Regions from separate parts of the Homo sapiens genome. Here region 1 is linked to region 2. Evidence: chromatin contacts called from ENCODE POLR2A ChIA-PET data. All regions are on one chromosome and are shown on one strand. The core of a region is the stretch at or near the end of the contact, and the rest is flanking DNA. Distances in the headings are between cores, read along the strand shown. Region 1 overlaps KIF1B (kinesin family member 1B). Region 2 overlaps UBE4B (ubiquitination factor E4B).

Region 1 (4,215 bases), core at 1,303-3,802, 220 kb after region 2:
TGTAGTGGACAAGCACATGCACCCTGGACCCAGACAGTCCAGGTTCCAGTCCCAGCTCCACGAGTGGTGTTGATCCCCCTAGCCCTGTGCCTCCATTCCCCCATCTACATAATGGGGTTGGCAGCAGTACCTGGCACCAAGGGATTTTGTGAGGAATGAAAATGGGCATATGCATAAAGCACTTATAGTGTCTGGCATGGTAAAAGGCAATAAATGTTATTCATTTTTGTAAGTATTACCAAAACTTCACACCAAACCTTAGATTCAGTCTTCTGTATGCCCCCGTGTTTATCAGTTTCTTCACTGCTAAGATTACAGTGGAAGACCATATTGTGTAGTAGGTAAGAGCATGGACCACCTAACTTTGGGGAAATTAATTATCTTCTCCTAGAACTAAATTCTAGTTTTAGGGAATACGATATGTTCTTCATTCATAATCTTGGCAGCCTTTCTCATTTTATAATTATTTATTAGCCACTCCTCTCCTCAAGTAGACTAAATAAAGGCAGTAACTGTCTTTTTTTCTTACTACTGTGCATAGCATTTAATTAATATTAAATAATTGTTTAATAATTGTTGGTGAAACTATAACGTGGTAGGGAGAAATAAATGATGCAATGTCGTGAAGTACTTACCATATTTATTAAACACTTTTATAAAACCATATTTATTAAACACTTTTTTTTATGAGATAGGATCTGGCTCTGTCGCCCAGGCTGGAGTACAGTGGCGCAATTATGGCTCACTACTGCCTCCACCTTCTGGGCTGGGCTCAGTTTGTAGAGACAGGGTCTCACTGTGTTGCCTAGGCTGGTCTCAAACTCCTGGGCTCAAGTGATCCTTCCGCCTCGGCCTTCTAGTGTGCTGGGATTACAGGTGTGAACTTCCGTGCCCAGCCAAATAAATGCTTTTAAGAGCAGTAGTTGCAATCCTCTGAATTTAAAATGGGAAACCTTGCTGTGTTTTCATCCTCTCTCATTAGTGAGGGACTAGATATGCATTTTGTGGTCGACCTTTTGTTCTCTGGTATAAATTCTATAAAAGTCTTCATTCATTCAATCAAAATGTATTTATAAAGATTTTATGCCGGGTGTGGTGGGTTGTGCCTGTGATCTGAGCCGCCGAGGTGGGTGGATCATTTGAGCTCAGGAGTTCAAGACCAGCCTGGGCAATGTGGTTAAACCCCATCTCTACAAAAAATTTTTAAAAATCAGCTAGGCTGGTGATGCATGCCTGTAGTCCCAGGTACTCAGGAGGCTGAGATGGTAGGATCACCTGAGCCTAGGAGGTGGAGGCTACAGTGCTCTGTGATTGCATCACTGCACCCAGCCTGGGTGACAGAGTGTAACCTTGTCCCCACCGTGCCTCCCCTCAAGAAGATTTTCGTATGTGCAAAAACACTGCCAGGCTAGGAAAACAAAGTCCTTAAATAGCTTAATTTGAAGTTAGGGTTATTCCCTATGACTGCTAACAGGTGGCCATATTTTTCAGTAGAAAGTTAGTCACAAGATATTTGTTGAGCACATTCGACCTCTTTCCCATTGGGTATGATTGTATCGTCTCATCTCTGAAGCTTGCTTGCTGAAAACCATTTGTCAATGGTTTATTCTTTCTATTCAGGTGCAGTTTCAGTTTGTTCTGCTGACTGACACACTGTACTCCCCTTTGCCTCCTGAATTACTTCCCACTGAGATGGAAAAAACTCATGAGGACAGGCCTTTCCCTCGCACAGTGGTAGCAGTAGAAGTCCAGGATTTGAAGAATGGAGCAACACACTATTGGTCTTTGGAGAAACTCAAGTATGAAAACATTCATAAAGGCTGGTTGTTTTATTTAGGAAATAACAATGACCTGCTCAAGTGAGCTCCCTCCAGCTCTCCTCTCTCTGAGGACACTGTTGCTTACTTCCCTGTACTTTCTAAATGCTGTTGTTGGCCAATGGTATTACCATCCATCTGTTTTCTTTTAAGTGAATAAATGCACTCCTCACACACTCTGACATTTGTAGATATTTAAGTTTACCCTCCATAGACCCTCTTATAAATTTTAAATATTCCAGTTTCATCATATTTCTGTTACAGATTTGGAACTTATTTATTTTTTCTATCCTGGACCTCAGGATAATCAATAATAAACATGGAAGTTATAATCTGGCTTCTTTTACATGTAGTATAATGAGGTATTTCCCCCGTCTCAGTGTATTTGAGATGTCACATACAGTTGACCTACAATATTCCCCCTTATGACTTTTCACCCGGTAGAGGATAGGTGGCCATTCTTGACTTTTGATGGCTTATCTCTAGAATCAAGACACTTTAGATACTGAGTGTTGGTTTCTGTATTTTTGGGCTTCATTCTTTTTAGTAACATTAAACAGTGGGAGCAACTCCTTTTTTTTTTTTTGAAGAAAATCTTGAACGGAAGATGCTTCCAAAGTGAAAGTTTAATGCAATCTCATTATATTAACCCAATGTGCTTTGTGTTTACTAAATAGGCAGAGGCTGGATTTGATGCGAGAGATGTATGATAGGGCAGGGGAGATGGCCTCCAGTGCCCAAGACGAAAGCGAAACCACTGTGACTGGCAGCGATCCCTTCTATGATCGGTTCCACTGGTTCAAACTTGTGGGGAGGTATGTGATGATTTTGTTGATGTCTTCTTTTAAAATAATGATTAGTTTTAAGTGTTTAAAACCTGAGCAGATAATATAAAAAGTTAAGAGGAAAAAAAAAGGTGTAAAAAGGCCTTATCTATAATCTTATCCACTCACAACCACTGCGTCATTTGGTATATTTCCCTTCAGTTATATTCAGCAGGCATTTTTGTTTCGACTCTCAAACTTTCAGCCAAAGTATTTAAATCTTCCCTGACTTTAAACTTACAAAGTGTTCTGTAATTGATTAAGATAAATTTAGAAGGAAAAGAAAACTTACGCCTGTATCCTACACAGTTTAAATTCATAGTACAGCTTATCAGACACAATCTCTTCGTGATCTGATTTGTTTTTCTTTTTTTTAAAAAGCAATTCATCCCACTTTAGTCATTGCAAGGGTAAATTAATTGCACCTTGGTAGTCCCCTTCAGCCTCATTTTTTTTTTATACATTATTTCCAGCACTTAATGAAAACACATAGTGCCTCTATGAGTCCATATTGAGTCAAGTGTTCTTAGAGGTTTTCAAATTTTCAAAGCAGGGAAATTTAACTTTGAGCTTATGATTTCAGAATTTGAATTGCTTTTTCAATTGCAGAAAACCCTGTGATGTTTTTTAAAGAGGCTGGGTAAAAAGGAGTTGCTGAAGTCATAGTATGTTGTGGAAATGAAGTAAATCTTTTCCACTCTGCTCTGATAGCAAAGTAGTTTTTCAAAGAGATGAATTGGCCAAACACATCTTACCCTAGCAAAGCACATGCTGCTTTGCCATATGCCATTTCATCCATTTTGGTTTCTGCTCCAAAATGACGTGAGAATTTCAGTAAAGACTGAAAGCCTTCTTGTTTCACTTTGATGTTGAGTGGGTCCTTTGAGGCCTGGATGCTGATCTTTTATGTGAACTGGAGAATGTAAACGTGTTATAGCACAGTATTTACCTAGGATGGTCTACTCACGTGTTTCCTTTGCTTTTCTTATTCTAAGGATTAGTCCTTACATAACTTTTTCAACTTGCCCTTGTTCCCTTTCACCTGACCCAAATGATTTATGCTTATTTTATCCTTTTGCTTTTCCATTTGCTTTTATTGTGTTGATTCCCCAGTGGATTCTGTCCTGTTAGCACCTATTGCTTCCTGTTTAACCAACTATTCCTCTCTCCCTGGCTGTGTTAATTGGCGTCTTACCTGGTGTCTAGCTCCCCCATTTTCCACGGCTGTGTGAACGAGCGCCTTGCCGACCGCACACCCTCCCCCACTTTTTCCACGGCCGATTCCGACATCACTGAGCTGGCTGACGAGCAGCAAGATGAGATGGAGGATTTTGATGATGAGGCATTCGTGGATGACGCCGGCTCTGACGCAGGGACGGAGGAGGGATCAGATCTCTTCAGTGACGGGCATGACCCGTTTTACGACCGATCCCCTTGGTTCATTTTAGTGGGAAGGTTGGTGAGGTTATTGTGAGAAAGGCGAAAAGGGACCAGCTCTTGCTCTGAAGGCCTCCCTGCTTGCACAATTTTGGATAACCTTGCATTAGCCAATTCAACTCATGAATGCTCTTTTT
Region 2 (4,028 bases), core at 1,501-4,000:
CTGTCGAGCTCCCCAAGTCCCCCTGCCCTCGCCAGTAGCCCCCAAGCAGTGCCCGCCAGCAGTTCCAGACAGAGGCCCAGCAGCACGGGTCCACCCCTACCACCCGCCTCACCCAGTGCCACGAGCAGACGCCCCTCCTCCCTGAGGATCTCTCCTAGGTATTTATCCCACAGGAGAGTTGCATGTGTGTTTGCGGTGCAGGGAAAGGAGATTAACACGGTTTGGAAGAAGTGCTGTGTGACACTGACTCTGTTAAATTGTTGTTTTGGGTTATTAACCTGTGTGGCTAACTAGTTTGGTAGGCACGTACTCTGAGTCCATGCTTCTGCCAGGCTCTAATCATGCTGGAAAGTTTGGGTTGCTCTATTCTATTGTGAATCCCTTTCTTCCCTTTGAGAGTTGGGGCACACAGGAACCCTTTTTGGCCTTTTGTCCTGTTGCCAGTGGTAGTTGAAATGCTATCAGACCAAGCAGGTGTGGGAGCAAATCTGGGCCTGGTGTTTTTTACTTCTGGTGAGTGGGGTGGGTCGGTTCATGTCCTGACGTGTTGAGTTTTAGTTATATGTAAGTTCAGTCTCTTAGAAGGAAGCAGTATCAGAATTCCACTAATCCAGTGGCCCCTTCTCTCAAATGTACCTGTATGTGTTTCTATAATTTAGGTGAATTATGTTTCTGCATGTCAGTGGCCAAAAGTTTTAGTGTATGGTTTATTTAAAAGGACAGCAGTTGCAAAAGCTTCTCCCCGTCTTGTTTTTTCTTTGTTCTCTGATGGCCTTTTTTGCTTTTGTTGTGGTAGTATGTACGACAATCCTTTCTCCTTCCTCTTCCTCGCACTTTCTGGGGACAGTAGTGATGAAGAAGATGAAGAAGAAGATGATGATGATGGTGATGGTGATGATGAAGGTGGTGGTGGTGGTGATGATTTTTCTTGTGTCCAGTTTGGGTCCAGGTATCAGAGGAATGGAGTCTTACCCCTGCATGTGCGTAGATGCTTAGGAACTAACTTCTATAAGCTCTAACAAGGGGCGTGCTTTGAATCCAGGCAGGATAGGGTCAAATGAGGTGGGCTCCAGAGTATATTGATGTGTTCAGACCTTCTCATGGGATAAAGTAGCACATAGGAGAATTTTCTTTTTTTCTTTCTTTCTTTCTTTTTTTTTTTTTTTTTTGAGGCAGAGTTCTGCTCTTGTTGCCCAGGCCGGAGTGCAATGGCGCAATCTCGGCTCACGGCAACTTCCTCCTCCTGGGTTCAAGTGATTCTCCTGCCTCAGACTCCCAAGTAGCTGGGATTACAGGCACCCGCCACCATGCCCGGCTAATTTTTGTATTTTTAGTAGAGACAGGGTTTTGCCAGGTTGGCCAGGCTGGTCTCGAACTCCTGACCTCAAGTGATCTGCCCGTCTTGGCCTCCCAAAATGTTGGGATTACAGGAGTGAGTCACTGTGTCTGGCCCCAGAATTTTCAGAGTTGTCGCCTGGCAAGTTTGGAGGAAAACTTTATGTATAATCATTTTTCAAAAGCATGAAAACAGATTAAAGATCAGTCATCAAGTTTATCCACCTTTAGATCTAAAATGAGGGACCCTTCATTTATCTATTGCGAGAATGTTATTGTGAACTACCAGATGTGACAACTTGTACTCTCTGAGGCATGTTTTCTTAAGTACAGTTGCATGAATTGCTGCTATTTAGTAACGGGAGAGGGGCTGGGATTTGGGGGAGGTGTGTGTGTGTGTGTGTGTGCGTGCGTGCTCCCTTCCCACCCCCTCCCAGCCTCCACCGCCCCCCTGTTCACCCCCATTGAGCTCAGTCTGGGCAATCCATCGAAGAACATATGAGGTCATACCATCTGCATAACTGTGACTTTGCTTTCATGTCTAGCCTTAAATTTCTCTTAGCACCTCCTGGACCTCAGTGAAGCCAGACCCCATTTGTTTAAAGAGCCTTTGAAATGACCGCAGAGGCTGAAACATAGTTCCGGATGTTGCTGAATGTTTACCCCTGGAAACCGAGTGAAAAGCACTACTTGGGTTGTGTAGGTGACTTTGAGCAAGAGAATATAATAGCACCTTCTTTCTAATCCTCTGACTCATTGTCTTACAATTTTGCTCTTAAATTGAAGTTTCCTGTGGACTGAGTTGGTGTTTGTGCCCAGCACTGTTCAAAAATAACTCCAGGCTATAAATAGAGACTGCAGTAGGAGTTAGGTACACTTCATTCAATTCGATGGTGTTCAGAAGAATCATTAGAGAATACGTAAAGAGACAGAGGAATGTTGATGCAAGGTTGAATATTGATTCAGGAAGGTTGATATTTGTATTACGCTGAACATTTTATCACCATTTCTCAAGTAAATTTCCCAAAGGTGAAAGTGTCTTTTTCACGTAGATAAAATCCTATTGCATGATTATAGTAATAAAGCAGGCATCCTTCCTAGGAACCAGTTTCCACATGGTAAAAGTGCTGTGTTACCTGTTTTACTGTAAATTTTCTGTGGGAGAAATTCTCTCTCCCTGGCCTATTTAGTTGTGACTTTCTCTAACAACCGTATCAGATTGTGTGCTGCTTTTACTAATACCTCTCTTTCTGGACTTCTAACACCCCAGCCTTGCCTCAGATCTAAATTCTCTCCCTACTAGGAGGAATAAAATGTACCAAGTGTATAAAAATAGCTGCAAATACTCATGGAGCATTGTGCGCCAGATGTGGTGTCAGCTCTGTCCATGTATCAGCCCCTTTACTCCTCGCTGTAGCCTGCTGTGAGGAAGTGGCAGGGGGAACGGGGGGGCCGGGGGGACAGACAAGAGGGTCAAAATCATAGAAATGCATTCAGACTTGAGCATCCTGAATCCAGACTCATGTTCACCACCGCACCGTGCTGCCACCCACTTTTCCATTTCTGCCCAAATAGGTCTTGTTTGTTCTTGTTCCTTACTACTGTTTTTGCTGCCGAGAGTCTGTGCATCTACTCGGTTCCTTTGGCAGGGAAGTGCCAGCATTTCACTCCTTAATTACAAAATGCCATCCCAGTCAGTTGATATGTCCCTTGTTGGCCGTTACAGTGAACTGTGATCATCCAGATTTTGGCAGCTTATAGGTTCTTAGTTGATATAAAAAAGAATGCCAAAGCATGGGTAAAAATACATGACATAACTATGTAAACAAGTAGAAGAACTTAGGGTTCTTCTAAGTAGGGTCAGAGCCAAGATGAGCTAGCAAAAAACCTTGTTACTTTTTTTTTTTTGAGACGGAGTCTTGCTTTGTCACCCAAGCTGGAGTGCAGTGGAGCGATCTCGGCTCACTGCAACCTCCACCTCCTGGGTTTAAGCAATTCTCGTGCCTCAGCCTCCCAAGTAGCTGGGATTACAGGTGCATGCCACCACACCTGGCTAATTTTTGTATTTTTAGCAGAGACAGGATTTCACCATGTTGGCCAGAGTGGTCTCAAACTCCACACCTCAGGTGATCTGCCCACCTCGGCCTCCCAGAGTCTCAAACTTCTGACCTCAGGTGGTCCGCCCACCTCGGCCTCCCAAATTGCTGGGATTACAGGCGTGAGCCACTGCGTCCAGCCAAAACCTTGTTACTTTGAGCAGTCAGCAAAGAAATAGTACTTTATCCTTCCCCCTTTCTCATTGATCTTCCCAGAATTTTTTTACTCTGAAGTAAGCAATTTTAACACTCACTTCTTGCCTGGTAAGACTAATGTCATAGAAGAAAGAATCATCAGGGGTTGGATCGCTCTCTCCATCTGCTGGCCCAGTGGATTCGATGTCTTATAAATCTTTTTGGAAGTAGTTGGGACATACATTTATATGTTAAGTATTTATAGGGGTGATGATAAGGATTAATTTTAAAAAGGTAAAACATTCCTTCTGTAATGTTTTGCAGACTTCTGAGAAAAGAACTGTTTGAGATATAAAGAACTGCTTTTTGCGCGAGTGGCATAAATGAGTGAAGTGAGAATTACCGTGTGTGAAAAGATAACTGTTGGGTGGTGGGCTTAATGCATGGGTGATGAAATAATCT

What was found. ChIA-PET counts read pairs that join two places held with the same protein, here RNA polymerase II (POLR2A).
Region 1: POLR2A ChIA-PET joins it to region 2 with 12 read pairs in BJ. The contact joins two enhancer-like sites. POLR2A ChIA-PET finds 5 or more read pairs at or near these places in 2 of 52 experiments (BJ and GM12878).

What each region holds. Positions count from the first base shown.
Region 1 is chr1:10,322,264-10,326,478 of GRCh38, forward strand. It overlaps KIF1B (kinesin family member 1B), which reads left to right. Exons shown (of 49, transcript NM_001365951.3): 25 at 1,621-1,799; 26 at 2,495-2,632; 27 at 3,848-4,096. Among named protein-coding and RNA genes, the nearest start is that of PGD, 75 kb to the right of the region's middle. RefSeq lists an enhancer at 3,225-4,215. Within about 2 kb of position 2,553, at least 2 of the 41 ENCODE cell types and tissues checked have a DNase peak (open chromatin) inside an H3K27ac peak, as active enhancers do.
Region 2 is chr1:10,106,426-10,110,453 of GRCh38, forward strand. It overlaps UBE4B (ubiquitination factor E4B), which reads left to right. Exons shown (of 28, transcript NM_001105562.3): 7 at 1-158. Among named protein-coding and RNA genes, the nearest start is that of UBE4B, 75 kb to the left of the region's middle. RefSeq lists an enhancer at 2,299-2,799. Within about 2 kb of position 2,751, at least 17 of the 41 ENCODE cell types and tissues checked have a DNase peak (open chromatin) inside an H3K27ac peak, as active enhancers do.